Linked DNA regions of Mus musculus: region 1 is linked to region 2. A link is a loop called in an ENCODE intact Hi-C map of the cell type or tissue named here. Cell type or tissue: left cerebral cortex. All regions are shown on one strand. Each heading gives the region's core, and the rest is flanking DNA. Links, peaks and the distances in the headings are about the cores only. Region 1 has its middle 14 kb from the start of Prss54. Region 2 overlaps 4933406B17Rik (a long non-coding RNA gene).

Evidence for each region. Peaks named below come from ENCODE experiments on the same cell type or tissue, not always from the same donor. Only the 100,000 strongest peaks of a DNase experiment are listed, where the experiment ranks them.
Region 1: it touches region 2 in a loop (3-fold over the local background); 5 of 42 quality-filtered maps call a loop at or near these places.

Annotation. Positions count from the first base shown.
Region 1 is chr8:95,581,820-95,597,704 of GRCm38, reverse strand. It overlaps the pseudogene Gm31518. Among named protein-coding and RNA genes, the nearest start is that of Prss54, 14 kb to the right of the region's middle. In left cerebral cortex, for the core only: a CTCF peak has its summit at 8,175; DNase peaks (open chromatin) are centred at 8,091, 9,701, 10,210, 10,713 and 4 more places; H3K27ac peaks cover 3,433 bases.
Region 2 is chr8:95,497,327-95,513,211 of GRCm38, reverse strand. It overlaps 4933406B17Rik (a long non-coding RNA gene), which reads right to left. Exons shown (of 4, transcript XR_879118.2): 2 at 15,471-15,696; 3 at 14,356-14,461; 4 at 9,803-10,844. Among named protein-coding and RNA genes, the nearest start is that of 4933406B17Rik, 8.9 kb to the right of the region's middle. In left cerebral cortex, for the core only: a CTCF peak has its summit at 6,748 (motif pointing right); DNase peaks (open chromatin) are centred at 6,811, 7,403, 8,107 and 10,582; H3K27ac peaks cover 613 bases.

The sequences.
Region 1 (15,885 bases), core at 5,071-13,070, 82 kb before region 2:
AGTGGATGGCCAGAAGTTTTTCTTTTTAAAAACTTGAAGGGTGGTCCACCGTAGGCATACCCATGGATCCACTGATGGACACTTAGAACATTCTCCACTCACCCTTAAAGATATGCCCATCCTTCCTAAAAGACATCTCAGGACATGGAATATACAGGAATTATGTTCTCCTTAGCTTCTTTTTTTCTTTCCTCCTTCAATCCTTTGTTTGTTTTATTTGGTTGGTTGGTGGGTTTTTGTTTTTTGTCTTTTGTTTTTGAAACAAGGTCTCTCACTGTGGCTCTGGATGCCAGGAACTGGATATGTAGATCTGGCTGGCCTCAAACTCACAGAGAGCCATGTCTCCTGGCCTGTTCTCTTTCATAGCTGTATTCCTTTTTTCTATCTGGTCGTAAAAGACTGCTGTAAGTGGATAAAAAAGCCGCCCGCCTCTGTTGTGTTACCATGGCCTTCTCTCTGTTACTCCCTCCAGTGCTTTAATATCTGTGCACACATAGCCAGATGGGAAGGTTGACTCTCATGCTTCACCCGAGGCCCCAAATAGGTATAAGCAACCCTGCAGATGCCAAGAGCCCCACCTCCTGAAGCTGAGGGCTAAAAATAAATGACCTCCTATATGAGACATCGTGATAGGCCGTCATGAGATGGCTTTCAAGCATAGCTCTGCTGTTACTATCTTCAAGTGGTAGTAACCCTTACATGACCTTCACAAGACAGGGCCTGTTGATAGACCCTCTTAGGAGGTGGTGGGAGGGGTCAGTCCTCAGATGTTTGAGATTCCAGCCCCTCCCTCCCTCCTGTGTTCCCCTCCCCCACACCCTGTTACTGTTCCCTAGCTATAGGTATTTCTGTCTCGGCTGTTATGTGGTCTTGGGAGGGACTTGTTACACAGAGGGAAGAAACCATCTGCAGTTTCCTGGAGACCATTACCCATGCTGGGGTGGGTCTTCTTGGTCATCCTATGAGTCATGTTCCTTAAGTACCCTGCACCCGTGGAGATGGAAGCAGGCTCAGTAAACTCCATTGGCTCAGTGAACTGCTCTTACGGAGTGTACATTTGCTCTTTGGTCTGTTTTGGGGGCCTTATCTGGGGTGGAGAGGCATTTGCTCACATCCCTCCAGGGCAAGTCATACAACAGAGAGAGAAAGCAATGGCTGATCTGAGGGTTGGGGCGTAGCTCAGACGATGAGCATGCGCTTAGCAGGCACAAAGCCCCGGGTTAGCAATACATGCAATTAAAGTGTAAAATAACTGTTAGTGGATTGTCTCTGTAAAACGATACAGTTTTGAAAAATAATGACCTGAAATAAAATTCAGAGCAGATGACTAAGAACATAAAACTATATGCTTAAGTAGAATGTTATAACATACATGTATACATAAATGAATATATGAGTAGTAAAGAACCTAGCTAGGATGGCAGGTACTTCTTTTTTGACATTTGTCTGGATTTCAGTAATTTTCTTTTTTCTTTTCTTCTTTCTCCCTTTCTTCTTTCTTTCTTTTCCGTTTTCTTTTTTTTTCTTTTTCTTTTTCAAAACATGGTTTCTCTATGTAGCAGTAGCTGTCCTGAAACCCACTCTGTAGATCAAGTTGGCTTCAAATTCAGATCTGTCTGCCTCTGCCTCTGCCTCCAGAGTGCTGGGGCTACAGGCATGTGCCATCACCATCCGCATGAAATTTCCTTTTTCTTTTCATGTGTATTCATACAGATGAATGCTTGTATCATGTGTGTAGATACAGGTGTGTGTGTGGTGTGTGTGTGTGTGTGTGTGTGTGTGTGTGTGTGTGTGTGTGTGTGTGCATGTGTGCATATGGAGGCCGGAGGACAACCTCTGGTGTCATCCTCTGGAATACAGCTCAACTCCTTTGAGATAGCTGCTCATTGGCTGGAACTCACCCATTAGGCTAGACTGAATGGGTAGCGGGCCCCAGTCCACACACCCATGGCTCCAGGCCCAGCATTTTTATGTGGGTTATGAAGATCCAGCTAAAATCCTCATCTTGCAAGGCAAGCATTTTACCCCAGCTGAGCCACCCCCCACCCTAGCCTGAATTTTAGAAAATTTCTAATTGAAAAAAGGACACATTGTGTGTGTGTGTGTGTGTGTGTGTGTGTGTGTGTATACTGGGAGATGGCTCAGTGGGTAAAAGTGCTTGCTGAAGAAGCTTGATGACCTGAATTGGATCCCCAGAGCCCAAGTAAACCGCCAAATGTGGGGCCAGAGAGATGACTTCACTGTTAAAAGCACCTGCTCCTAAATGTGAGGAGCTGAATTCCATGCCTGGGACACACTTTGTAGGAGAGAACTGCACGGTGTCCTCTAACTTCCTCGTGCATACGCCATACCCCCGCCCTGTCCCCCCACGTGCACGCGCGCGCGCGCATGCACATGAGCAAGTGTTGCTCACAAGCGCAGCAGCAGCAGCAGCAGCAGCAGCAGCAGCAGCAGCAGCAGCAGCAACAGCAGCAGCAGCAGAAACATGAGAGACCCTGCCTAACAGGGTGGAAGAACTCCAGAGGACCGACACATCATGGTGTGTGTGTGTGTGTGTGGTGTGTACAAAAGTAAAGTAATAAATTAAAAATAATATTCCAAACTCAATGCCATTATTACGCTTTACTGTCTTTGCTCTGATTTGCAAACAACACGGGAATGGAAGGCGGGTGGGGATAGCTCCCTTAGCAAAAAGGCTTAACAGCAGCTCTGACTGATTGTGTTCCCTGGAAAGGGTCAGATTTCCTCAAAGAACATGTAGCTTGCTGCTTGGTTCTCATGTATTTGTAGCTGTGCGGAGACTAATGCAGTCGTCCTGGATCTATGGTTAATCAGGGCTCAGAATGTCCGTTGCCATAGACACAGAGGATTCGGCTGATGTGACCGCGGCCGTTCGCTTCCAGGGCTGGTTAAAAGTGACTTTCTGCTGTTGTTGTTTTGCTTGTTTTGTTTTTCCAAGACAAGGTTTCTCTGTGTAGCCCTGGTTGTCCTGGAACTCTGCTCTATAGACCCAGCTGGCCTCGAACTCAGGGATCCGCCTGTCTACCTCCGGTGAACTGGGATTAAAGGCTTGCTTCATCACACCCTGCTAAGAGTGACCTTTTAAAACAGAAGCTTAATTCTCTTTTCCTGCCAAAGCAGGGCCCCAGGGACCATGTCTAATGAACTCATGTTTTGACAATCATCATTAAAACTTATTTTTTAGAACTGCCCTGGGATGTGTGCTGGGTCTCTCTAGATTGTAGATTCCAAAACCATACAAGATTAAAATAAAAAAAAAATCTTCTCTGCACCCTGCCACACCCCTTTACCTCCTTACACAGCAATGGCCACACCCCTTCACCACCTTACACAGCAATGGCCACACCCCTTCACCTCCTTACACAGCAATGGCCACATCCCTTCACCTCCTTACACAGCAATGGCCACCCCTTCACCTCCTTACATAGCAATGACCACACCCCTTCACCTCCTTACACAGCAATGACCACACCCCTTCACCTCCTTACACAGCAGTGGCCACACCCCTTCACCACCTTACACAGCAATGGCCATACCCCTTCACTCCTTACACATCAATGACCATACCCCTTCACCTCTTTACACAGCAATGACCACACCCCTTCACCTCTTTACACAGCAATGGCCACACCCCCTCACCTCCTTACACAGCAATGGCCACACCCCCTCACCTCCCTACACAGCAATGGCCACACCCCTTCACCTCCCTACACAGCAATGGCCACACCCCTTCACCTCCCTACACAGCAATGTCTTATTTTACTTGTCTTCTTGAAAGTGGCTTCAAGTTTTATTTTTGAGACAGTGTCCAGGCTAACCTTGATCCTCCTGCTTCAGCCTCCCAAGTCCTGGAATCATAGGTGTGAACTATCAGACTCAGCTGGAAAAAGGTCTCGATTATGAAACTTGTTTAATTTAAAATGCGAGTACCTTTGTAGGTCACATCATCCTGATCCTGTCTCCCGCTTTCTGCAGTAGCTTTTATTACATGTCTTCTGCTGTTCTGGTGAGGTGGAGGCGAGCGGCTTCCGGCAGTGCTTGTCTTGAAATGTCCTGATTGCTGGTAGCTTTGCGGGATCTAGCAGTCTTGGCTGGCAGTTAGTAGTTTCAGCAATGGAAAAATTCCATTTTGTGCTTTCTTGGCTTGAAGGAATGCTGATGCTTTTGCCTTTGTAGGTGAGCTGGTGACTTTTCCCCCTTCAGTCTTTCTTCTCTCTCTCTCTCTCTCTCCCTCCCTCTCTCTCTCATATTCTTCCTCTTCCTTCCTTTCTTTTCTTTCTTCCTTCCTTCCTTCCTTCCTTCCTTCCTTCCTTCCTTCCTTCCTTCCTTTCTCTCTCTCTCTCTCTCTCTCTTTCTTTCTTTCTTTCTTTCTTTCTCTCTTTCTTTAATTTCGATTATAATTACATTTCTCTCTTTACTTTTGCCAAACCCTCCCATATACCCCTCCCCCATCTCCAAATTCATGGCCTCTTTTTTCACTAATTGTTGTATGTATGTGTGTATGTATGTATTCCTAAATATAATGTTTAGTCCATATAATGTTTCTTGTATGTTTTCAGGGCTGAGCACCTGGCACTGGACACCCAATTGGTGTGTTCTTCCTGGGGAAAGCCACATCTCCCGGTCCCAGCTTTCTCCGTGGCCTAAAGGTCTTTGTGTAGAGTTGAGGCTTCGTGAGTTTTCCCGAGTTTAATATGTTCATTTGGTGTCCTTGCTCAGCTTTCATTTGGGTAGTCATATTGATGAGACTTTAGGACTATAGCTTCTGATGTTGCTAGAAGACACAATCTCACAGCAATTTTATGGAGTTTGTGACCCCTTGGGAAAAGGCCATAGATTCAGTGCAATTATAATTAAAAGATTTATTGATTAGCTGCTAGAAGGATGAACCATCTCTGAGCCAAATTTGAGATTGCCGTGGGGGGAGGATGTCGGGTAATGGGGAAGTATTTTTAAAGGGGAAGACCTTCAATACCCATGCAAGCAAGCAAAGACTGTTACATTCTGCCAAGTTAAATTGATTACAGGAACTCAAACACTCTTTGGATTCTGGGTGAGCAAGTTACAGAAGCCTTTTAAAAAGCATTTAGTCATATCGTGGCACGTACATGATCATGACTGTACATTTTTGGATGGGTGTGGTCACCGAGTCAGGGTTTCTGGGAACTTATCTTCTAGGGACTGGAGTCAGACACAAATGGCTGGTAGGTAACGAGATGGATGCTTAGCTTTAAATGGAGCTTCTTGAGCCCTAAAACTCTCCCATCCGTTGATTCTCACAGTCTTTCTGTTCCTTCTTCGACGACGTTCCCTGGGCCTCATGTGCAGGAGAGTCTTGCATGTTCCCACTGGGACTGGGCCTCACAACTCTGTATTTTGATTGGTTGTGGTTTTATCTAGCAGGTTCCATCTGTTGCAAAGAGAAGTTTCCTTGATGTGGTGGGGTGAACACGACACTTTTAAAAACCTTTAAAACAGTTTTTTTTCATGATCTTTTAAAATTATTTATTATGTATCTGGGTGTTTTGGCTACATGTCTATGCACCACGTTCATGCAGTTCTCACGGATGCCGGAAGAGAGCAGTGGGTCCTCTGGAGTTGGAGTTGCAGTTGTTAGTGGCCTGATATGAACACCGAAAACCAAACCCAGGTCCTCTGCAAGAACCACAAGTATTCTTAATCATTGAGTCTTCTCTCCAGCCCCCAAATAGTGTTTTCATATACATCCATGTGCCTGCTTAGGTTTACATGCACTATATATGTACGGAGCCCTCAGAGGTCAGAAGAGGGTATCCAGGTCTCGTGGAACTGGAGTGAGAGTTGTGAGTCATCTGGTAAGGACCGGAACTGAACCCAGGTCATCTCCAAGGGCAACTGCCCCATCTCTTAAATATTTTTTATTTGATATGTAGGACTGCTTTGTCTGCATGTATGAGTGTACTGCATGTCTGCGTGGTACACATGGAGGCCATAGAGGCCCTGAAAATGGAGTCGTAGATGATTGTGAGCTGCCACCGGGGTACTGGGAACTGAACCCAGGTCCTCTGCAGGTGCTCTGAAGCCCTAAGCCATCTTGCCTCAGCCCCACTCTCCAGGGGCTTGCTAAGTTGTTCAGGGTGGCCTTGAACTGTGATCCTCACACCATTTGTCTTTCCTATTAGAAGCTTGTAGGTGGGAAGCCATATTTGATTCATTCATCCGGACCTGGGCCAACATGTAGCAGCTACTCAATTAACATGTGTTAAAAGAAAGACAATGGGGATGAGGTCATGTTGGGCATTTCTGACTTGGTGATCTGTGGCAAGTTGGATGAGTGAGGAGTGATGGGGTGACAGATAGTGGCCGGGCTAGCAATTGCTGATGTCAGGGGACTTGGTGACCCTGTTGGGTTGCTTTGTGCCTGTGGGTGGGTTGGGAAGTTCTAGACCATGACGCCCAGGGCAGATGCCTGGCAGCAGAGAGGAGGGTGGCTGGAGGAGACAGGGCACAGCAAAGGCAGGGCATAGCGTGGGGCCCAGACCTGCAGAAAGTCTTGGGGTCTTGAGGCAGAGGTGGGCATGGCAGACATGGAGTCAGGGGTGGGGGGCTGCAGTGCCCGGCTAAGAATAGCTGCAATCCAATACCCCTCTTGCCTTTCTCCAACTGTCAGGTGGGGTGTAGGCACCCCTAAATTCCTGTCATCCCAGTTGGGCTCAGTAAGATAAGGTCGGCATCCTAAGATGCCAGTTTCTTCATCAGGGCACATCTCAGCAAGCTAGTCTGACAGGTGCACCTCATGCAGACTTCTACACTGCTTTATTCAGCAACAAGGGACCCATGGAGGGACCTGTGGCATCCTTCCCTAAAATATCTCCTCTGTCTTCTCTTAGATGTAGGTGTGTGTGTGGGGGTGTGTGTGGGTAAGTGGGTGTGTGCATATGAGCACAGAAGCCCGTGAAAGTCTGAGGTGTGAGATGCCTCTGGAGCTGGAGTTCTTGGCGTTGTGAACTGTCTGCTATGAGGATGCTGGAGACTGGAGTCGGGTCCTCTGCAAGATCTTAACTGCTGAGCCATCTCTCCAGTCCGACTCTTTTTTGTTTTCCCCCATACATGCTTATTGGCCATGATGCTAAAAACATCATGGATTTTCTGAAACATAAACTAAAATCCATTACCGTTTTGTTTTTATACTAGAACATTATTAAAATTATCTGGGCTGCTTTGGACACTACAGAGAGGCTGGCAGATGACAGCTTGTGTCCCATAAATGTATATATATATATCACAAACTTATTAAAGGAAAAGTACAAAATTGAATAAAACCAAAAATAAAAGAGGCCTTTCTCCATCCCGCCACCCCCACATCCTTAACTCGCTGCCATGGGAGGTGCAGCTATGTATAGCCCGTCAGACATTTTCTAAAGTGATCTATTCATAATGTGTTTAGGGGGAAAAAATCAGTTCTACTTCCTACTTCCTGTTTTTTGGCTTGCTTGTCTCCACAATGGATGGTTTCTCGGAGGTCCAGGTGTTGAACTGCATCCCGTTCTGTGGCTGCAGATTCTCTCTCTGTGTAACATTCTGCAAGGTTCCTACAGGGTCTATGGTCTTCGACGCTGTCTTCTTTAATATGAAAGGTTTAGCTTCAAAACCAGCTTCTTAATTAGCAAAGGGATCCTTTGGGGGCGGGGTGGGGGGCTGGTAGCAAGTTTTGTCCTTTGTAAAGCACCAGCTGGTGGACAGATGCCATGAGCCTCTCACTTAAGGGAACTCTAAACCTCCTCTGGGGACACGGAGGTCCCAAGTGGAACTGAACAATGGCCAGTCCCAGAGACCCGGGGAAGCCGAGGCGGTGGTAGGTAGGACAGCTCACAGCCCCGGGAGAACACGGTTAGGCATTTTTCTGTTTCCTTCAGGGCTTTGGTTGTTACCATTGAGAAGTATAACACAAGTTGGTTTATGTCTGGGAAGAACTCCGCCTAGGAAGACAGACTCTCGATACAGACTTGGGATAGTGTCTCTCCAGAGAGACACTGCCATCACATGGAACATAGAAATCCCACCGAGACTTGTGGGACCATATTGGCTGTAGAATTGCTGATTCATATTTTTTAAATTGGTGACAATTCAAATGTCCACGGACAAGTGTTTTTGCTTACATGTGAAACGTTCTGCAGAACCTCGCGCGCCCTGCTGGTGGTGCTGTTTGGGTAGATTATGGACCTTTTGGAGGCTGGGCCTCTCCGGAGGCAGTGGATGGATGCAAGAGGCAGCTGTGGGGTATAGCCAGGCCCTGCTTCCCTCGGAAGCTCTGTGATTATTCACTGACCAGGTGTCAGAACCAGAGCCATCAGCTCCCGCTGTCCAGCCTGAGCCATTCCGACTTCACAGCCATGTTGGATTGTGCCACATCCTTGACCCACACACCAGAATCCTTCCTCCCTCAAGAAATGTCTTTCGGGTCTTCCATCACAGAGACAAGAAGTAACAAATGCAGCAAGAGAGAGGATGGAGGCTCTCTTTCAGGACGGAATTCGTGGGTAACACTGAGAAGGAGCAGACAGATCATAAACCGAAGAGCAACAGAATGTTAGGTGGGTGCGAGACCATGTGAAGACCCACACAGTATTTGACAGGTAGCAAATCACCAGAATTCTATTACTGATGACGTCAGAGCAGTAAGAAGGGAAAGGATTTCCTAATGGGGCCATAATAAAGACTTCACCTTCATTTGTGAGTCTCTCTCTCTCTCACACAGTCATCCTTTGTAACTCTTGTTTTTCTTTCTCTCTCAGCTTAAAGGTGACAAAATTTATGTTATGTATGTGTGCATATTCATATATATATATATATTGTGTGTGTGTATACACATATACTATATACATACATGTTTCTTTTTTAGGGTGTATCTTAGTTACTGTTCTATTGGTGTGAGTAGACACTATAACCAAAGCAACTTATAAAATAAAGCATTTCGTTGGGGGCCTGCTTACAGTTTCAGAGTGTTAGTCTACTATTATTAGCATGGTGGGACACATGGCAATAGGAACAATAGCTGAGAACTCACACCTGATCCACAAATTTCAGGCAGAGAAAGAGAGAGTGAGACTGGGCCTAGTGTAGGCTTTTGAAACCTCAAAGCCCACCCCAAGTGACATACTTCCTCCAACATGGCCACACCTTCTAATCCTTCCCAAACAGTTCCACTAACTAGGGGGCCAAGCACTGAAACAAATAGGAGTTTGAGGGGGCCAGTCTCACTCAAACTACCACACTATGGTGTGTGTGTGTGTGTGTGTGTGTGTGTGTGTGCGCACACGCATATGTGCTCACTTGTGCATGGAGGCCAGAGTTCAACACTGGGTATCTTCTGGTACTGCTACAAACCTGGAGATGATCACTTAGTCTAAGGCTGGCCAGTCGTCTGTTCCACCTGTCTCTGTCCTTCAGGATTGAGTTTACAGACACACACTGTTGTGCCCAACTTTTACACGGATACTAAAGGTCTGAATTTATGCTTGCCTGGTAATCACTTGAGCCACTGAACGAGCTCCACGTGAAATATACACACTATAGAAGGCTTGTCACAATCAAGCTAGTATGTAGCTCCACATGCTTTATTTCACCCGCTCGAACATTGCAGATCTGTTCTCTTGGCAACTTTTAAGCACAGGACTCATTGCTGTTACCGACAGCCACCATGTCGCACGATGGATCTCAGGACTCAGTCATCTGCCCAAGTGATGCTTTGCTCCCCCATGCTGCATTTCTCCATCCTTCACCCCAGGCCCCTGGCACCCACCGTTCTGTTCTTTGCTTCTGTGGATTTTTCAGATTCCATACATACATGTTCTAAAATAGCTGTATTTCTGTGTCTGCTTATTTCCCTGAGATAACGAGACGATGCAAGTTCATCAGCACTGTCACAAATGGCAGGATTTCCTTCTTTAAGACTCAGTCATATTCCAGGCTGCATAAATACCATGTTTTTTCATTACCCATTCATCTGTAACTGGGCACTTAGGTTAATTCCATACAGTAGCTATTTTGGATCACACTGTAAGAAGAAGGGAATGCATTCATCTCTTTGATATTCAGATCTCACTCCTTTGGCAGAGTTCTATTTTTAAGTCTTTCTTGAGGGACCCACATAGTTTTCCAAAATAGCGACACCAATTTAAATCCTTCCATCTCTGCACAGGGGTTTGTCTCTACACCCTCACCAATGCTTGTCTCCTGTCTTTTTTAAAAAATGGCTGTCCTAACAGATGGTCAGGAATGCTGAATGTGGTTTCTGTATACCTGCCAGCCACTTGCATGTCTCCTTTTGAGAAATATCTACCTTTGACCATTTCAGATTTTTTAAAAATGCAGTATCTGTTGTTGAACACTGGGTCTTTCAGTGTAGTCCAGGTTGACTCAAGCTTGCTGTCCTACCTCAGCCTCCTGAGTGCTTGCTGGAATAACAGGCACACGCTATGGCCCTAGCACTTAGTCCACGTGTTTTGAATGATATAACTTTTCTCTGGCTATTGATTGAGTTGAGCTCCTTGGGTGTCTTGGATGTCACCCCCTCCCCAGATGCACATCTGCAAATACATGTTCCTGCTCTGAAGGCCATTCTTCATTCTGTCATTTCCTTTGTAATGTGTTTAGTTTGCTTTCTTCTCCATAGGCTGACACTGTACAAAGCTCACAGCTCGTTGGTCTGTTTTTGGCTTTCGTCTCTATGCTTTGGAGCCGTGTTCTAAAAAATCCTAAAACATCAACTCTCCCCCATGTTTTCCTCTACAAACTTCAGTCCACAGTTTCAGGCCTTATGGTTAAGCTTTAATCCATTTTGAGATACCTTTGAATACTGCGTGAGAACAGGATCTATTCTTATGTGTGTGGATACCCAGTTTCCCCCACAGCGTGTACTAAAGGGACTGTTTCCTCTTGGTGTTCTCTTGACAACTTGGTTGACAATTGATCAACTGACCACAAACACACATGGGCTCTATTCTATTCTACTGGCCTAAATATCTATTTTTATTCCAGTACCATGCTGTTTTGATTAGTATAGTTTTGTAGGACACTTTGAAATAAAATAGTGACAGGCCTCTAGCTTTGTTATTTGGTGGCAAATTTTTTTTTTTTTTTGCTTGATTCAGGATTTCCTGTGGCTCCATTTTAGGATTTTTTAAAATAACTATTTTATGTATACAAGTACACTGTAGCTGTCTTCAGACACACCAAAGGAGGGCATTGGTTGTGAGCCACCATGTGGTTGCTGGGAATTGAACTCAGGACCTCTGGAAGAGCAGTCAGTGCTCTTAACCCACTGAGCCATCTCTCCAGCCCCACCCCCACCCCTAATTTAGGATTTTTTTTCTTCTTTTACTATGAAAAAAAATGGCACAGATTTTTTTGTTTGTTGTTTGTTTTTTGAGAAAGGATCTCATTGTATAGATAAGGCCAGCCTCAAACATAGAAGTTCATTGGCCTCTGCCAGCTAAAGGGTTGGGATTAAAGACATGTGTTGCATTGTTATTATTATTATTATTATTATTACTATTAGCCTTTCAATTTTTGAGAGTTAGGGGTTGCATATAACCTGTAGATTAAGAACTAGATATTTTAACACTAATTCTTTCAACCTCAAACAGAGACTATTTCCCCAGTCATTAGTATCTCCCTTCATTACTGTTTCATGGCTTTTAGTTGATAAATGTTTACCCTTCTGATTAAACTTAGTCCTGAGTATTTCTGTGCTACTGTTATGAGATTGTTTTCTTTATTTCCTTTCTCACATAGTTGGTTGTTACTGTATAGAAATGGTGCTAATCTTCTCTCTGTGTATGTATTCAGGTGTGTGTGTAGATACATGTGCATGTGCCTATGCATGTGTGTGTGTGTGTGTGTGTGTGTGTGTGTGTGTGTGTGTGTATGAGAGAGAGAGACAGAGAGAGAGAGAGAGAGAGAGAGAGAGAGAGAGAGAGAGAGAGAGAGAGAGAGAGGGAATGTGTGCCTGTGGATGTGCCAGAATAGGGGCAGGGGTTGTAGCTCAGTTGGTAGGGTTCCTACCTAGTGCACACAAAGCTCTGGGTTTAATCCCCAGCAATACATAAACATGGTAAAGGGCAGCACTTGGGCAGTGGGAAAAAATCCGTTAGGATCAGGAGTTCCATCGTCTGCTATACAGCAAGCTTAATGTCATCCTTGAAATTATGAGACCCTGACTTAAAAGCAAGTTGGCAAATCTGTTGTGAGTACATACGTACGGAACTAAAATCCAGAATTTGGAGAGGGAGCTATACACCAGGGTTCAAACTAGCATTCCTCACAATAGACAAAGGATAGAAAAGTCCCATAAGTGCATCCATGGATGGATGGATGGATGGATGGGCAGACAAAATGTGGTATTTACAAAGGAATGAAGCATCTAGGGAGATGCTCAGTGGATAGAGTGTGCAATGTGTAAACTTAAGGTCCAAAGTCCACAAAATCCCAGGTGGCTGTGATGACCCACTTATAATCCCAAGACTCAGAACAGAGGCAGGTAATGACCAGTGCTAGCTGACTATGGCTACGAGCCTTATTGGTGCTCTCTGGGTTTGGCTGAGAGATTCTACCTCAGTGGAGAGCAATTGAGGAAGGTTTCAGATGTCATCCTCAGCCGCCCCACTCCCTACACACACATAAGGAATGAAACTCTGACACATGCCCCAACACACACAAACAATAAAGATAGCACATGAAGTGTCAGATGCAATGAGACAGATACAGTGTGGATCTAATTATATTCCGGGCCACAAGTAACCAGATTCCTCAAAACAGAAAATAGAACGGTGTCTGTTGACAGAGGTCATGGGCGTTACAGTTTGATAGAGGATGTTTCCCTTTAAAAAGATGAAAACTCTCTGGAACCAGTCGTGGTGGTGCACACCTGTAATTTCAGCATATAAGAGACAAGAGGTAGGAAGATCACCGTAGGTTTGAGGCCAGCCTGGTCTACATAAGTTTCAGGCCGGGCCTCCGGGACCGCTACATAGGGAGATCTCCTGCTTCAGAAAAAGAATTCTCTGCAGAACAGTGGTGATGTTGCACAACACCAATACACCAATACATTAGCACCACTGAACTGCTGTTTAAAAGTTTTAAGTGATGGGGTGGGGAGATTCTATGCAGATTTATCACAATAGGAATAAATGAATGAATAAGACAAACTAGTAAAAATGGCAGCGTGAGGAACTCTAAAAGTCTGCCATTCCAATAAAAACAAGTGAAAAATCTAATGAAAACCATTAAGGCTAAGTTTTTCAGAACTCTGGGAACCAAGGCCTTAATGGAACCAAAAGAATAAGTAGAATGAAAACCACCCAGTCCACAGGAAGGCAGCTCTGTTGTGTCTGGCTACAACATCCAACAAAGAATCATGGGTCACACAAAGGACCAAGAAGGGATGGTCTGCATGCAGAGGACTTACACGGTGCTAGGGATGAACCTAGGCCCCACCACTGAGCCACATTCCCTGGCCAATTAGCTATTTTCAGAATATTCAAACAACTAAATAAAGATAATAATAAAATTATGGAAACAGTGAATGAACAGAAAGACACTATTAGTAACTAAAGAGCTAGAACGTACAAGAGGACCCAAATGGGAATTTTGTAGCTGAAAGGCATAATACTCTTCCCCCACACCTCAAATTCCATAAAGCATTTCAGTTGCAGATTAGAATAGCGAGGAAAAGTATAATTTCCTCAGGATATCATCAGGCCTGAGAAACAAAAGATAAACGAACCAGGATACCACCAAATGCATCAACATGCGAATAATGAAAAGAGAGAGACAAAGGGGCAGAAATAGTCATGGTTACAATGGTCAGAAAAGTCCCATTTGTAATGAGAATGTGACTCCAGACAGGCAAGAAGCCCAACAAGCTTAAGGCAGGTAAGTACGAATAGTCACTATACTGGCTAGTTTTGTGTCAACTTGACACAGCTGGAGTTATCACAGAGAAAGGAGCTTCAGTTGAGGAAATGCCTCCATGAGATCCAACTGTAAGGCATTTTCTCAATTAGTGATCAAGGGGGAAAAGCCCCTTGTGGGTGGGACCATCTCAGGGCTGGTAGTCTTGGTTCTATAAGAAAGCAGGCTGAGCAAGCCAGGTGAGGCAAGCCAGTAAAGAACATCCCTCCATGGCCTCTGCATCAGCTCCTGCTTCCTGACCTGCTTGAGTTCCAGTCCTGGCTTCCTTGGTGATGAACAGCAGTATGGAAGTGTAAGCCGAATAAACCCTTTCCTCCCCAACTTGTTTCTTGGTCATGATGTTTGTGCAGGAATAGAAACCCCGACTAAGACAAATTGGTACCAGTGGAGTGGGGTATTCCTGTGACAACCTGACCATGTTTTGGGGAGGACTGTGGAAGGACTTTGGAACTTTGGGCTTGAAGATCCATCCATTGTTAAGACCTCTGTCGGATGTTGTGTAGGAGCTTGGAAGATAATGTTGAGAACACTGCAGAAGTTGGAGCTCTGGTGTGTGAAATTTCAGAGGGAAAATTAAAGACTCTTTTCAGGGCCATTCCTGTTTTGATTGTGAAGATTCTGTAGTTCTGGTTAGCTGGGGCTGAAGAATCAGCTGTGATTAACAAGATACCAGAACTACTAAAGCAAAAACTTTGCATTACTGGGACTATTGATGCTGGTTAGCTGGAGCTAAGAAATTAGCGGTGATTAAGAAGAGACCAGCATCATTGAGGTGACATCTTCTGGGAAGTATTTTCTGAAAGCACAGTGGCTGTGTTCCAGATATAGCCAAAGTTGTACCTTGTGCTGTGGCTGGACTTGGTAATGTGTAAGGGTCACCCAGGTGGTACTGGTTTTGAAGGCATGAAGGAGTTGAGCAGAGCAGCTGAGGCTTGGCACTGTGAGAGGCCATGGAAGGCCATTGGTGAAAGTGCAGCCTCAGTTGCAATTGATGGCCCAGGACTGAAGGGGTCATGCAGTGTTTTGGAGATGCCAGTACCATGAGATGACCACCAAGAGCAGCAGCAGCAGTGGAGTACAGGCATCTGGAGCCTAGAGGATGACTCGTGTGCTACAAAGGGCCTGGCTGGAGAAGTGACCCAAGCCCTTGGAGGAGCCCAGAAGATCGTGAGTTGGATCCCAGACATTGGACAGTTGGAGATTGACTTTTGCTTTTGATTGTGACTGTGCCCTGATATTTTCCCTCTTGAAGGAAGAAACTGTTTTAGTGGAGCCCACAGTTAAGAGACTTTTAATTGTAAAAAGACTTTGGATTTTAAAAGAGATGGATATTTTAAAGAGATTGAAATTTTAAGCATATGTAAAGACTGTGGGACTTTTAAAGTTATTTAGAATGGGGATGAATAAGATTGTAAGGGTTGAGGCTTACTAGTGATGTTTTTGTGTGTCAAGTTGACAAGGGGTCAATTGTACTGGCTAGTTTTGTGTCAACTTGACACAGCTGGAGTTATCACAGAGAAAGGAGCTTCAGTTGAGGAAATGCCTCCATGAGATCCAACTGTAAGGCATTTTCTCAATTAGTGATCAAGGGGGAAAGGCCCCTTGTGGGTGGGACCATCTCAGGGCTGGTAGTCTTGGTTCTATAAGAAAGCAGGCTGAGCAAGCCAGGTGAGGCAAGCCAGTAAAGAACATCCCTCCATGGCCTCTGCATCAGCTCCTGCTTCCTGACCTGCTTGAGTTCCAGTCCTGGCTTCCTTGGTGATGAACAGCAGTATGGAAGTGTAAGCCGAATAAACCCTTTCCTCCCCAACTTGTTTCTTGGTCATGATGTTTGTGCAGGAATAGAAACCCCGACTAAGACAGTCACATTATTCACGATAGCCCCAAAGTAGAAATAGTACTCTCACAGAG
Region 2 (15,885 bases), core at 2,887-10,886:
TTGCCTTTCTCTCTTCGCCAAGCCTACATTCAAAGGAAACTCTTATTAAGGGCTTGGTGTGGAATCGTCTAGATTTTATCTATGCCTAGTCATTTTTCAATTAATTTTTAATTTTTCAAGATGTAGAAAGGAACTGGGAATGTATCTTGAAAGGAACTGGAAATGTATGCCAGTGGTGGAGCACTTTGCCTGACATGTACAAGGCCCTGGGCTACACACACACACACACACACACACACACACACACACACACACACGTACATACGTACGTACGTATGTATGTACGTCAGATCAGACAAGTCAGGGTCCCCGTCTAAGGTACTGCATTCTCATAGAGAAATATAACACAACCTATTTATCTTTTTCTTTTCTGTTTCCATTATTTTTTCTTTTTTTACATTTTATTTCTTTTCTGTGTTGGAGTATTTTGTCTGCATGCATGTCTGTGTGCCACATGCATGTCAGGTGCTCAAGGAGGCCAGAAGAGGGTCTCAGTCCCCCTTGGACTGGAGTAACTGATGGTTGGGGGTGTTGAGAATCGAACCCAGGTCCTCTGCATAAGCATCCTAAGAGTTTAACTGCTGAGCAATCTCTTCAGCCTCCTAGTTGTCTCTTTTGTTCTTTATCAAGATCATTTTTTTGGTCATATTCATGCACACTTGTGGTACTAACAAGTCAAATACTATTTCTAGACAAAATCAGTAATGTCCTCATCTCCTGCCTACGCACCCAGTCACCATCTGTGAGCTCTGATTCCCTAAGGAAAGGTCACTCTTGCATCTGTCTCTCTTGGCATCTGCCATCTTTATTTCTGAATAAGATACTTCCTTGAGATGCATTGATCCCTTGACCCTAGGCGTGACTGACTGCCATGCAGGGCCTCACGTCTCCTCCCTCCATTCTCCCCATAGAGTTGTATGACAAATTCCTCGTCCATTTTTATTGTAATCAGTGAAGTACTTTTCCTGCCAAGATACGGCTCTCAACTTTAACTGCACACTGAATCACCGGAGGACCTCTAATTGCAAAGCCTAGGTTGTGCTCAAATCTCTTCCATCAGGCTGAGAGTGAGGAGCAGTCTTCGGGACTTTTTGGTGTTTTCCAAGTGCTTCTGATATTTAGCCAAGAATAAAAACCACTACTACCAGGCCAAGGACAGTGGATGCATTATTTTCCCTGTTCCGAGTTTCCCACTGGGAAATTTTTCACACTTCTTTAATTTCTTTTCTCCTCCCTCCCTTCCTTCCTTCCTTTCTTTCTTCCTTCCTCTCCAACAGAACTGTAAAACCTCTCTGAAAGCGGTTGTCTACACTGCCAACCACATCCATCCAGAATCGCCTGGAGGTCTCACCACCCCGCCCGCCCCCCCCCCCCCCCGCACACACACACACACACACACACACACACACACACACACATTGCTCAGTGTGTCCATCTGTCCCACCACACTCTGCATGTCTCTGTCACATTCCCTGCACCCTGCCTCCTGAGTCATTTTTTTTTTGAAGTGCTCGCTTTCTTTTGGTGGATCAAAGCTGTGCAAAGGGTGCACGGGGATATAAGAATACTTTTATTTTCTCTTTCAATCTGATGGATCGAGTTTTTGTTTGGTTTAGAATCCCTAATTTCAAAAAAAAATTTTTTTTTAATTATTTCCAAGCCAGGCAGTGGTGATGCATGCCTTTAATCTCAGCACTTGGGAGGCAGAGGCAGGTGGATCTCTGAGTTCGAGGCCAGCCTGGTCTACAGAGTGAGTTCCAGGACAGCCAGGGCTATACAGAGAAACCCTGTCTCAGAAAACAAACAAACAAACAAATAAAAACAATTTCCAAATTATCTTTTTGAAGTGTTCTTTGTAGAAGAGCTCTTTGCTGTAAATGTCTATGGCTCCTCTTTCAAGAGTTATCTTCTTCCAGGTCTCGTGCCCATTTTGAGTGCTGGAAAAGCTGCCAGAAGCGATGTCCCACTCACTTGGAAGCAGTCGATGACTCCTTGCCCCCTGGATGGAACACCTCTGAGGCATGTTCTTTCTGCACACCGCCCTGCAGGCCCCCAGGACGATCAAGCTCCATTCATTCTCACTATGCACTGCCTTAATAACACGCCAGCCTATTGGCTTTCTCCCATCCCAGTCTCACTGCCCAGCCAGTCCTCAGCCAGTGTTCTCTGCGGTTACCTGCCTTTATTTTTTGTGGTGCTGAGGATCAGGCCCAGGGCCCAGTGTGTGCTACAAATGCTCTACCACTGAGTTACACCACAACCTTGGCCTTAACAAAATCACATTTTTTTTTTACATTTATTAAGTATTTGGAGGAGTGCTCACAGGTGGGCCAGACCTGTGAAGTGAGTGGATCCTTCCACCGTGTGGATCCTGGGAATTGAACTCGGGTCATCAGGATTCGAAGCAGGTGACTTTGCCAACTAAACCATCTTTCCAGCTCCGAACATTTCCCTGAAAGGCGCTCTCTTGCTGTTATGTGAAGGCCTAACCTGGTTCATAGCATCTATACGTTAACTTCCTGAGTTTCTCCATCGGTGCCTGTCCAGTTTCCTGCTGTGGGAGACATGTGCCTGCGTAGCAGAATCCTTGAAGTCAAGTGGCCAGAAAGGTGAGGCTCACGTGGACTTTTGCACATTACCCCCGGTTTTAGAATCACCCTCTTTTTTGGCCCCGGCCTGTGTCTTTAGGTTGCATGTTTCCCTGGTTTATAGAACAAACCTGCACCAGGGTCCAAAGGAGTAGTTGTTGGCCATGCTACATTTGAAAGGGCTCCTGGGACGTTACTCCAAGGATAGCTGATGTGAGAAATACTAAAAAATGACAGCATTCATTTTACAATCTGTTTCTGTGGGTGGAGGACCTGGAAGAGGACTCTGCTAGGGGCTCTGCTTGGGATCTCCTGTGCAGTTCCAGCCATCTAGATGACAGAGCTGGCCAGACCTCTCCCTCTGTGTGTGTCTGTATAGTCTTGGCTTCTCCCTGTGTTTTCCCACACAGGTTTCTTTGAGGTTTGGTGGTCTCGGGAATGTTGACTACTGACTCAGAAGCTTAAGCTTTCAGCGTTAAGAGAACCAGCCTGGGAAGTAGGGTACTAGCATTTCTACTGATTTCTGTTGTCATGAATCAAACGATGCTCCATTGAAGGAACAGGAACATAGACTCCATCTCTCAGCAGGAGGAAGGCCCCAGTAACATTGTACAGTAGGACATGAAATAGATACAGAGCAGTTCCACTCCAACTCCGATACATCATCTGACCCAGTTCCTAGCATTTGGGGGCTGTCGGTCATGAGCCGTCCTGCTTTGGGGGAACGTTAACCACATCAGTGTATGCAAGCCAAGAGAACCCAGCAAATCCACATTTTAAGGGGCAAACTTTCCAGGTAAGATTTTGCCAACTTAGTCCATCGAGAATAATCATTTCTCGCAGGCATCAGTACAGTGGGAGGGAAGCCAAACGACGTTGATTTTCCCACCCATGGAAGTTATGCCCCTGCAGGAGCCTTAGCTACTCCCTCTTCAGATGAGGACTATTATACACTGACATGTTTAAGCCTTGCAAATGGCAATAGGGTATCCTCTACGAGGAATACACTTGGCTACATTTGTAGCTGACCTGGGAGCCATGTGGCCTGTGAGTACTGGCTCGGAGGACGCACCTGGCAGAGGTCAGCACCTCTGAGACAATTCCAACTCAGTCCGTTCAGCTGCTCTCCCCTTCCAAAAACTCACCTGCTGCAGCCCCTCTCTGCTGCTCCCTTTGCCGGCTTTTGATGGGTTTAACCTCTGAGGATTGTTTACTGTGAGTTTTGATTAATCTTTAAGATGAGACAGAGGATTTTCTCAGCCTCTTACTCTAACTGAGAAGAAGTGCCTCGCTTTCCACTTCTCTCCAATATAATTGCTGTGGCCTTGCCTCATTATGCACATATGCAAGCGTTCATACCTCTTGGTATAATTTTACATCTATAAACATGGATCATGCTGTGCACATGGCTTGGCAATTTGCTCTTCTCACTCAATATATATTCAAGGCATCACCAGTGTCAGTATATAGAGAGCCTCCTCGTTCATTATTATGGCTGTGTAATGTTCCAAAGTTAGGGACAGGAATTATAGTCCCGAAGAAAGAAGAGAACGATAACAGCAACAAAAATCACCTTTGTCATTCCTTATGCCTCTCCCTAGCGGGGCTTGAGGGGGGATACTGGGCAGGTGGGTGGGGTGGGGGTTGGAAGGGGTTCATTGGTTTTCCCATAATTCTAATCATGGTGTGGACACTCAGGACTCTTCCTATTCCTTTGTAGCACCTTTTATTATAAAGCAGGTTTTAAAAAATATTTATTTATTATTATACATAAGTACACTATAGCTGTCTTCAGACACACCAGAAGAGGGCGTCAGATCTCATTATAGGTAGTTGTGAGCCACCATGTGGTTTCTGAGATTTGAACTCAGAACCTCTGGAAGAGCAGTCAGTGCTCTTACCCGCTGAGCCATCTTACCACCCCCACAGGTTTTCTTGGCTTTGGCATGGGTGACATTTGGAAGATTAAATTTTGATTTTTTGATTTTTTTTTTTTTTTTTTTGGTAAGGACATTCAAACCACGGGACACACATTTGGTTTCTGTCCCTGCTTGTAGCTTCTGAAGCCCTTGGAGTCTCTAAAGTCATAAGAAGCAGAGACGGGAAGATGAATGTTAAGGTGAGACACTCATTGATGGCCAGCGACTTGGTCATGCTTACCTTGGAAATGTCCATGAACACCCAGAATGCATTCTGGTTGCTTTAGGACAAGTGAACTCATAGGACCTGCAGAAGGGCAGCCAGTAGGGTATGAGGCTCACTCCCCTCTTCCTTTGGCTCTGTATGCCACACTCTGTTATCTGTAATCTTTCTTATCTCTTTCCTAATAACCAAGTGATTGAGCCCCAGGGGGGTTGGAGGAACCTCAGTTAAGGTTCTCAGTTGGTCGGAAGCACAGATTACAGACTGTGCGTGAGACTGGTACCCAGAGTGGGGGCCGGACCCTCAACCTGTAGGATATGACTCTGTCTCCAGGTAGAGCTCTATGTTAAAACTGAGCTAAATTGTAAGTTGCCCAGCTAGTGGCTTGTTAGCAAATCTTGGTGGGATACTTGGTGTGTGGGGAGGGGAGAGAAACACCACAAATCTAGTACTGAAAGTGTTAGATAGGCAAGAATAGAAAAGGATACTTTCTCTGTTATTCTTCTTTTTCCCTATGTATATGTTTATAAGAACTTAAACATAATCCCTTTCTTTGTGTCTGTTGTTGTTGTCGTGTGTGAGAGAATATGTAGTATGTGTGCCCATATGCATGCATGTGCAAACAAGAGCAAAAACGTCTCTGTCTGCTGCTCTCCTCTAACCTTCCTTTTACATATGGTAATGTAATATTTCCCCGGGCTTTAAGTACCCAGAATCCTTTGCAATGTCTCTTTTATGCAAAGCAAAAGGAGACCCTTCTGGTACAAGTTCAGGTATCTTCTATTCTAGAGCATTACTTTCAGTACCACGTTTTTAATATATAATTTTTTTTAAATTTTATATGCATTACTGTTTTGCCTGCCTGTGTGTCTGTATGAGAGCCTCAGGTTTCCTGGAGCTGGAGCTACAGACAGCTGTGAGCTGCTGTGTGGTTGCTTAGAATTAAGCCTGGCTCCTCTGGAAAAGCAGCCAGTGCTCTTAACCACTAAGCCATATCTCCAGCCTCAGTATCAGTTAAAATTTTTTTTTAAAAAGATTTATTTTCTTTCATGTGTATGAATTACTTGCCTGCATATGTGTCTGTGTACCGTGTGCATGCCTGGTGCCTGTAAAAGTCAGAAGAAAGTGTTGGCTCTCCTGGAAATGGAGTTCCAGATGTTTTGAGCCACCACATGGGTGCTGGGAATGGAATCCAGGTCCTCTTCAAGAGCAGCAAAGCTAACCACTGAGCCACCTCTCCAGCCCCAATATTGTTTTTTGTCATACAGAAAACGACTCTTGTTCCTTGTCAAAATATTATCTGGAGAGTATTAAAAACCTTTAAATTCTTATTAAAATGAGCGTGCACCCAAGATATGTTTGTTAGCAGGCAGATGTTAGATGGTACAAAGGACCATCTTTCCTCTTACAGGAAAGAGTTGTATGTCCCATATCAGAAAAGGCATGCTAAAAGCAGTCTGTCCTGTTCAGAACAAAATTGATCAATGGCCACAGAACAATAAAATCTTTGGTCTATCTTTTATATATGTGTGTGACAAGGTCTCACAATGTAGCCGAGGCTGGCCTCACACACTCAATGTTACTGACTCATTTTCCCCATTATAGATGCGCATGCCTCAACATGCCTGCTAGGATGTTAGCCTTTCTTAGCAGACAGAAATTATTTGTCTCACTGCTGAAATTCTGTCAGTTAACATATAACTTCATCAACTCTGGCCTCCAGGGAGGAGTCTGCTTCAAGTCCAACGAAGGTACATTTCTAAAAAAAAAAAACCAAAACAAAACAAAGACAAAAAAAAACCAAAAAACAAAACAAAACCCGGAAACCACGCCATCTGCTCTGTTGCACAGTGCTACAGAACCCACTGAAAAGACGCGTGCTGCTCTTTTGTTTCTTCAGTTTGGGGGATTTTCAAACGTTCTTCTTTTTTTTTTTTAAATTTTATTTATTTTTATTTGTATACATGTATGTGTGAGTGTATGTATGCCAAGTGAGTGCAGATGATCCTTGAGGCCAGAAGAGGGCGCCAGATTCCCTGGAGCTGGAGTCACAGGCCATTGTGAGTTGCCCAATGGGAGGGCTGCTGGGATCCAAATCCTCACCCAAATCCTCCCAAAGAGCATCTGGTGATCTTAACACCTGAGCCCTCTCTCCAGTCTCTTCTTCCTCTTTACCTCCCTCTCTCCCTCCCCCCTCCCCCCTCTGAATCCACATCGTACAGCATAATTTCTCCCTAAGGGAAACCAGCAAAAGCTCCTGTAGTCCTTTCTCCTCTCCCTCCTCTTCCTTCTCTCCATCCACACTCCAGGAAGGTGAGGCTAGTCCCCTGAGACATTGAGTTTCCTTTAGTCACTGCTCGGACCAGGCTTCCTGCCTGCTCACCTTTCTCTCTCCTTTTCCTCTTTCTTTTCTTCCTCTCTCTCTTTCTCCCTCTTCTACTCCAATTCTTCCTCCTCTACCCGCTGCCTCCCTTCCTCCCAGGAACCCCCTTCCTTCCTTGCATTAAAAAAATATATCCTATTTTATTGAAATATGATTCATATACCATAGAGCCATTTAAAGTACATAACTCCATGGCTTTTGACAGATTCACACAGTTGTACATTCCTGTCACCCTAAAAAGAAGCCCTATCCTGATTAACAGTCACTGTCATCTCCTCCCACCCCTTAGCAACCAGGAATCCACATTCTGTCTCTACGGATTCGCCTATTCTAGAGATTTCTATAAATAAAGTCATACAATGTGTGGGGCTTTTGTGACGGGTTTCTTTCACTTGGCTTAATGTTTTTCATGGCTCATTCATGCTGCAGCCTGTATCAGTAATTCACTATTTTATTACCAAGTAATATTGCATCAGACAGATATACAGAATTGTACTTAGTCAGTCAGTAAATACATGGGTTGCCTCCACCTAGGAGGCTATTAGGAAAAACGCTGATGTAAATTCTTGGAGACCACTTAACTTTTATTCACTGGGGACAGGGATGAGAATTTGTTAATGCAAATTATTTGTTTCTTTATATTTTTAAAAACTGTCAAATCACGCCTATTAATCTGACATGTTTTTCTGGTTGAGAGAACTATGGGGGTGGGGGCTATTTAGAAATCCATATTTCATTTTTTTTTTATTTTTTAAGTTTATTTCCGATTGAAAATTTTCTACATTCAGAGAGTGTATTTTGAACAGATTCACACACACACACACACACACACACACACACACACACACCATTCTCTCCATTCTAATTCCTCCCCTATCCCTATCACTGCTATTTCCTCTAACTTCATGAGGACTCTAGTTTAAAAAAAAATCATAGACTCCCTTTAGCGTATGGCAATCTGCGCATGCGTGTGGTGGCATCTCTTAGTGCTTTAGTAGCCTTTCAGGTGCCTGGAGGGGAGAGCTGATAGGCTGTGGGAGCCAGAGCAGTGGGAGGTCGTGGTGAAACAATGTTTTCTGGACACAACAGAGTAGCTGTGCATATGAATTGACAGCAGCTGTGGCCGCATGCACAAGACCCTCACAAAACCTCAGCAGAGAGTGAAGAGGAAGCCAGGAAGTCCAACCCTGAGCTGGCTGCTGATGGCTGCTGGAAGAGGAGTCTGTTTTCTTCCTTCAGTGTTTGGGGTTTTGTTTTTTGAGATAGAATCTCTGTTGCCCAGACTAGCCTGGCTGTGAACTTCTCAACCTCCTACCTCACAAGTCCTGGACTTCCAGATACAGGCTACCATGCTCAGCTAACTTTATGTCAACTTGACACAAGCTAGAGTAATTGGAGAAGAAGGAGCCTCAGTTGAGAAAATGCCTCTAGAAGATCGGACTGTAGACAGGCCTGTCAGGCATTTTCTTAATTAGCGATGGATCAGGGAGGGTCCAGTCCATTGTGGGTGGTGGCCTTGGGTTCTATAAGAAAGCAGGCTGAGCAAACTATGTGGAACAAGTCAATAAGCAGCATCCCTCCATGGCCTCTGTATCAGCTCCTGCCTCCAGCCCTACTTGAGTTCCTGTCCCGACTTCCTTCAGTAAGAGACTACTGTGTAGAAGTGTAAGCCAAATTAACGCTCTCCTTCTTCACTTGCTTTTGGTCCTGACGTTTCATCATAGCAATAAGAACCTTAAGTAGGGCAGTGGTATTTGAGAGCTACCCAGAATAAAGTGTCCTCCTTCATCACTAGCAAGTAAATAAGTTGCTGCCTTAAAAAGAAAAAAAAAAAAAAGGTTAATCCTTCAGGGAAGCGTAGGCATCTTAGAAAAGTCAATACCATGTTATTTATTAGCTTATCAGATGAGTGGGAGTTTTGACTCATTGAGAAGGGCAGGGAGGGATTCCAGAAAGCTCCAGTAGAAATCTGATAGCACTGCCTAGGAGCCACATTCCAGGACACAGCAAAGGATCAGGTCAGGTCAGTGGCCCCAAAGCACAATTGACATCGTTCACCAGTAAACAGACAGTGGCAGCAAGTGTTGGCATCAGGACCTCCGAAACCTGTGACATCACAGGTAACAGCGTAACCTACATGCCTGTTGCCAAGACAACGGCCACCATATTCCCAGAATCCATTGGGCTCACCTCCCACCTTTACCTGTGATCACATCAGCTTCCATATATATGTGTGTATATATATACACATACATATATATATATATATGTATATATATATATATGTATGTGTATATATATACACATACACACACACACACACACACACATATATATGGAACGCCTCTCCTCTCTCTCTCTCTCTCTCTCTCTCTCCTCTCTCTCTCTCTCTTCCCCCTTTCTCTTTCTGCCACCACCTTCCCCCTCTCTCTCCCAATAAACCTCTTAACTCGAGAAACTGCTTTGGCTTGGTGTTCTGTGTTCAGACTTTAGACGCTATTCTAACACATCAGCAAGTACCACACAACCACATGTGCTTGTCTGACCAAGCCCTCTCAGACAGTCAACAGCTTCTCCAGTGCAGGAGCGAGGATTTAAAAGGAAGAGACGATTAGACAGTGCTGCAGCATGACCCCAGTCAATTCTGAGACTGAGGCAGGTTTATTTTTTCCCAAACAGCCTTTATACCATTTTAATTTCATGCAAGTATTAAGGTCAGTTCTAGGTTAAAGAACAAGCAAGACAACAAACACAGATAGTCAAGGAACAAGCAAGGCAACAAACAGAGTCCCACGATCACCTCTGTGATCACTGTTTCTAAGGGCTTATCAGGGTGACCAAGGTGTCTGAGCCTACTTCACCGCTCTAGCCCAAAGTCCTATTCTTGCCTGAAGTCTACTTCTTTTGTTATTTTGTTGTTGTTGTTGTTGTTGTTTCCTTGTTCTAGCCTAAAATTAGATTCCTGCCTGAAGCCCATTTCCTTGTCCTTGGCCAATATCAGATTCCTGCCTAGGGACCCCCAAAAGTTCTCCACATTTGTCCCTAGGTTTTCAGTTGTATTTATATCATGGATACCCCAACCTGCCTCTCAGAGCACAGGTCCCATCCAGTTAACCAGCCTCCCAAACAGACTCCCAGACCTGCGTTTTCTCATACCTGTGAACCAACCTCCTCATTTACCTTTATGGCTGGTCTCCTGGCTTTCACGTTCACAGTTAGAACAAGGCCTTTGAGAGCCATCCCCCTCCTCTGTTCAGCGTGTTCTGATAGCTTCCGATCATGGTCATTTGACAAATCAGAATCTTTACAATGGTCCATAAATGTCTGCCTCCATCATTCCCTGTTACAGGGCTGTGTGATTCCTGCTGTTCCTCCCACATGGCAGGCACTTCTGCCCAGGCCGCTGCAGAGGAAGCTGAGTCCTGCCAAAACACTCTCGTGCCAAAACCTGCACGGTGAATGAATGCTCTTCCTTCATAGCCTCATAGGGACTTTTTTTGTAACATCCTCTCCTCCAGCTGCAGGAGCTCTGCATTGCCAGACTGAGCACGGTTGGAGGCGGTATGAAGACCAGAAGAGGCAACTCTAGGACAAGTGCTGTGGTTTTAGCTTGAGATGGACACTTTAGACTCCATTCAGAGCTTCCGATATAGACAAGTGCAGTAATGGGGGCGGGACGAGGGAGGCCGAACACACTTCACATCAATATCATGACTTCTAAAAACTGTTCTCTACAGAAAGGAATAAGGACATCTTGAAGTGGTCGTCGGCCGCAGAGCTGGGGCAGGAAAAATATATCAAGAGCCTGGAGCATCCTTTCTAACTAAATTATTGCTGGGGATAGTGACGGACGCCTTTAATCCCAGGAAGCTGGGCGTTCAAGCCAACCTGAGCTACCTGTGAACTTTATCTCTAAACAAACAAGCAAACAAACAAATAAAAAATCCTCAGAACCCAGTTGGAAGGAGGTCACTCCAGCAAAATAACAGACAATTTGAACATAAAAGTAATTTATTGCCAGGCAGTGGTGGCACATACCTTTAATCCCAGCACTCAGGAGGCAGAGACAAGCAGATGAGGCTAGACTGATCTACTCAGAGAAAAACTGTCTGGAATTTTTTTTTTTTTTTTTTAATGCATGAGGGTTAACAATGCGGCTTGGTGGGGAAATGCGCTTGCCTGATCACCTGGGCTCCATCCTGGAACCCACAGAAGAATGAAAGGACTGAGTCAGACCGTTATCCTCTGACCGCCACATGTGCACCATGGCGTGAGCACGCACTCACAGGCACACACACGGACACATCATATAAGCAAGCACACAGCAATTTAGCTTTAAAAAAAAACCAAAAACTGATGATAACAATTGTTTGTTGAGACAAAAATCTCTATATGTAGTACAGGCTGACCTTGGTCTTCTATCTTCAAATCACAACCTCTCAAGGGTTGGGATAACGTCTGTGCCTCTAACCTCAATGCCATAGGACTCTGCCATAACTCACTTAATAAACGAGTTCATGCCGGGCAGTGGTGGCACACGCCCTTAATCCCAGCACTCGAGAGGCAGAGGCAGGCGGATTTCTGAGTTCGAGGCCAGCCTGGTCTACAGAGTGAGTTCCAGGACAGCCAGGGCTACACAGAGAAACCCTGTCTCGAATAAAAACCAAATAAATAAATAAATAAATAAATAAATAAGTTCTTAAGTGTAGTGTTTGTTGAGGACCAAGGAAATTACAGTCTTCTTTCTTTCCTTCCTTCCTCCCTCCCTCCCTCCCTCCCTCCCTCCCTCCCTTCCTTCCTTTCCTTACAGATTTATTTGTTTCATTTATATGAGTACACTGTAGCCGTCTTCAGGCACACCAGAAGAGGGCATCAGATCCCATTACAGATGGTTGTGAGCCAAGATGTGGTTGCTGGGAATTGAACTCAGGACCTCTGGAATTGCAGTCAGTTGTCTTAACCACTGAGCCATCTCTCCAGCCTCCTACAGTTTGTTTCTTTGTTTGTTTGTTTGTTTGAAAAATGCCTCCTAAAAGTTGTATTCATTAAAAAGGTAACATTGTAGTGGGGAAGTCTAGCCCAGTGCTACCCTGATTTAAGTCACTAGCTCTGGGGATTGGACAGTGGACACTGAGTGACCCAGTAAGGTGGAAAGGGATGAGTCTGACTTTTATTTTTGTGTTGTTTTCACCCAGGATACCTGAGCCAAGTCATGAAGAAATGCCCGACAGATACCTCACTGAATATTCTCCAACAGGTCTCCATCCTTCAGACAGATATGGAGAAACTGTTGCCAACCAAAAGGGCTGAAGAAAGTTGGGCTACTAAAGCTGTAGGGGACCCTGACAGTGAGCCCTGTGTGCAAAAGACCTGACTGGAGCAGATGACATTACAATTAGGATTAGACAGTCATGATGCAGAGGCGGTTGCAGATTTGCACAATGCTTCCACTTGGCTGGAGAATTAGGCCAGGTCCCTGCTTGGCCCGGCATTGGTTCCAGTGTTGACACCGTTGTCTATGCGGTTGCGATGGTTTCATCTTCCACCCATAGCTGTCTATGTGCCCTCTGCTTACTCAGTGAAGGGACTGGTCATCACTGCAGGTGTGTGTCATTGGATTGAGTTTCTAGATTTGAGGATGGATTCCTGGAATCTTGTGTTACCATTGCTCTGGGAGCAGCCCAAAGGACAGGTCCCCTGGGCCGTAGAGATCATCTCTACTATGTAGCCTTTCATGCGATGGTGTTCCAGTCAGTTGTGTGGATCCCAAAGCATGCACACTTCCTAAAGCAAAGCCACAGAGTGAGATCTGTAGTGTGTGTTAATTTATTCATCTTGGGGGTGCAGCAGCTAGTGTCTATCAGGAGAGGTAAAAGGTAGTCCGATGGCAGCCTAAAGGTTGTCCTACACTGAAAACAAAAAACAACTAGAGCAGCTGGCCTTGCAGGAGAACAACCTTACTCCACAGCTCCACCATCTGCAATGTGACAAGCAAGGATCGTGCCAAGGTCACAAGTGCCGCTAAAATGACTGTGATTTGGTTGATTGATTGGTTGATTGATTGATTGATTTTTTTTCCATTCATTCCTTCCCTCCCCTGCCCCCTCTTTTTTCCTACATCCAGAATGAAGGGAACTACTAAACTTTCCATAGAGGCTACTAAATAGTGATGTAAACTTTTTGGCAGAGTGCACAAGCCTGCTGAGTTCTAGCCACAGGCTGTGGCTGGCTTGTTGCTGATAAGAGGGTACCTTATCAGCAGTGGTGGCGCATGCCTTTAATCCCAGCACTTGGGAGGCAGAGGCAGGCAGATGTCTGAGTTTAGAGGCCAGCCTGGTCTACAAAGTGAATTCCATGACAACCAGGGCTACACAGAGAAACCCTGTCTCGAAAAAACAAAACAAAAAATTAAATTAAATGAAATTTTAAAAAAAGAAGAAGAAGATACCTACAGTGAGCCTTTGAGTGGAAGAGAGGTGATGTAGGATTAAAGTGGGGGCATAGGCTATGGGTTGCCCCATTGTAACGGGATAGGCAACTTTAAGCAAGAGGGTAGATGTGAACTGGCTTCTGCAGAGAAAGCTGGCTGGATGCCATGATGGATTTGATGAGTGGGAGGCTGACGATAATCCTGAGCAGGACTAAGACATGCTTCAAAGAGCAACTAACTGGCAGGGGAAAGCTGGTGCCTTTGCAAGGCTCAGTGGGCATTATTCCTGTAGAGTTCAGCCTATTTGGCTGCAAATGCCCTGCTCAGCCAAGCACACTGGAAGCCACTTCAGGGAAAAGACTGCAAATCTTCCTTCATGTTTCCTCACCTGAAACCCCAGATTGAAGGTTCATCTGTTAGGTGTCTTCATCCTGACCCGGTTAAAATGCAAGTCCCTTTGAGAAAGCATTGAGAATCCTGTATTTACAATGTTTAAGGCTAGAGATACTTCAGATTTTGTTAGATTTGGGGATATTCTCATATGCATAATGAAATATCTTGGGAGATGGGACCTAAGTCAAAACAGGAAACTCACTTCCATCTCCTATGTATGCACACAACCTAGGGGGTGATTCTGTACTGTGTTTTTGGTAAAGTTGCTCACCCGAAATATAAAGTTGTATGATACTCAAAAAGTTTTGGATGTAGTGCTGGAGAGCTAGCTTAAGCAGCAAAGGGCTTGCTATACAAACGTGAAAATCTGAATTTTGATTCCTAGAACCCACATAAAAGTCAGGAATGATGGCACATACCTGTAACCGCAGCACTGGGGGAGTGGAGGCAGGCAGGTTCCTGGAGCTCATTGATCAGCCAGCCAGCCTGGCCCAAGAGATGAATGTCAGGTTCAGGAGAGCCCCCCTAAAATAACAATGGAGAACAATTCAGTAAAGACACTCAACCTTGACCTCTTACTTCCACGTGCACCCTTAAGTACCTGCACCTTCATATACATGTGCATATATACACATTAACAGGTGTATACTTCACACACACACACAAACATACTGGATAGATAAATAGAGGATAGATAGATAGATAGATAGATAGATAGATAGATAGATAGATAGATAGATAGATAAAATCCAGGGGGTAGTGGCTCACTTATAAGCCAAGTCCTGGAGAGGCAGGGCTAGGAGGATCCTGCAGCTTGCTAGCCAGCAAACCTACTAAATTGGTGAGCTCCAAATTCAGTGAGAGACTCTCAAATTATGAGCTGAAGAGTAATTGAAGAACAACACCCAATGTTAATACCCTTCACACACACACACACACACACACACACACACACCAGAGAGAGAGAGAGAGAGAGAGAGAGAGAGAGAGAGAGAGATTTTGAAGAATTTAGGGTCTCAGAGTTCAAATTAACGGGTATCAGCATTTTATTTACCCTTTGCTCTGAACGGTTTTATCCAGATTTCTTTAAGGGCATTAAGGAGAATTCAGTTAAGTTTGTGAGCTCCCATCCCTACCCAGCCAGATGGGCAGAATGAAAAAGGCCCTTATTGACAGACTAACAGAAATTTTCCATTTTCATGCCTTTTTTTTTTTTGTACTGTGCTGTGCCATATTCTGCCCCTCCCCCACATGCCTCTCTGGATGAAGGACACTGAGTCACTCTCTCAGGGTGATGAGGGCAAAAAAGAATCAAATAGGGATGTTCCTAAGGAGGGTGTGTGCAAGGGATCCAGGGCAGCCGGTTGGACTGCGGCATGCTTTCCCACATATTTGGAGCCCCAGAGGCACCCTTAGGTGAGAGCCCAGCATTACATGTGGGTTCTTGTATTAAATTAAGAAGTCAACCCCCCCTTTTTTTTTACCCTGCTCCTCTTTTCAACTGATGAAAAGTCCCCACAACCTGTCAAGTTACCTGAGTGATGGTGGGGACAACCCCATATACCTTGAAGATATTTATAAACATAAACACTGTCCCGAGACGGAAAGGCATTGGCTGGATTTCCTTCTAGTTCATTTCGTAGGCATTTGTTACCTATCTGCAATCTCACCCACTGAGCCTGGGCGTGTGCTCCGAAGCGAAGCCAAGCACAACGAAAGAGCAGAGGTTGTGTTGTATATTTTTACTATGAGAGAAAGTCCTGGGAAAACACACACCAAACAGTGAGATTAAAGAAGATCCAAAGAATGGCTTTTCCCCTTTTTATCTTACTGACTCCTGACCGCTTTGGAAGACATCTGCTTCCATTAAAGGAAACGTCAATTGTTTACATCAGCAGGCCGAGTAATGGATTTCATTTTAAAGAACAATGTATTAATGTCACTTGGTG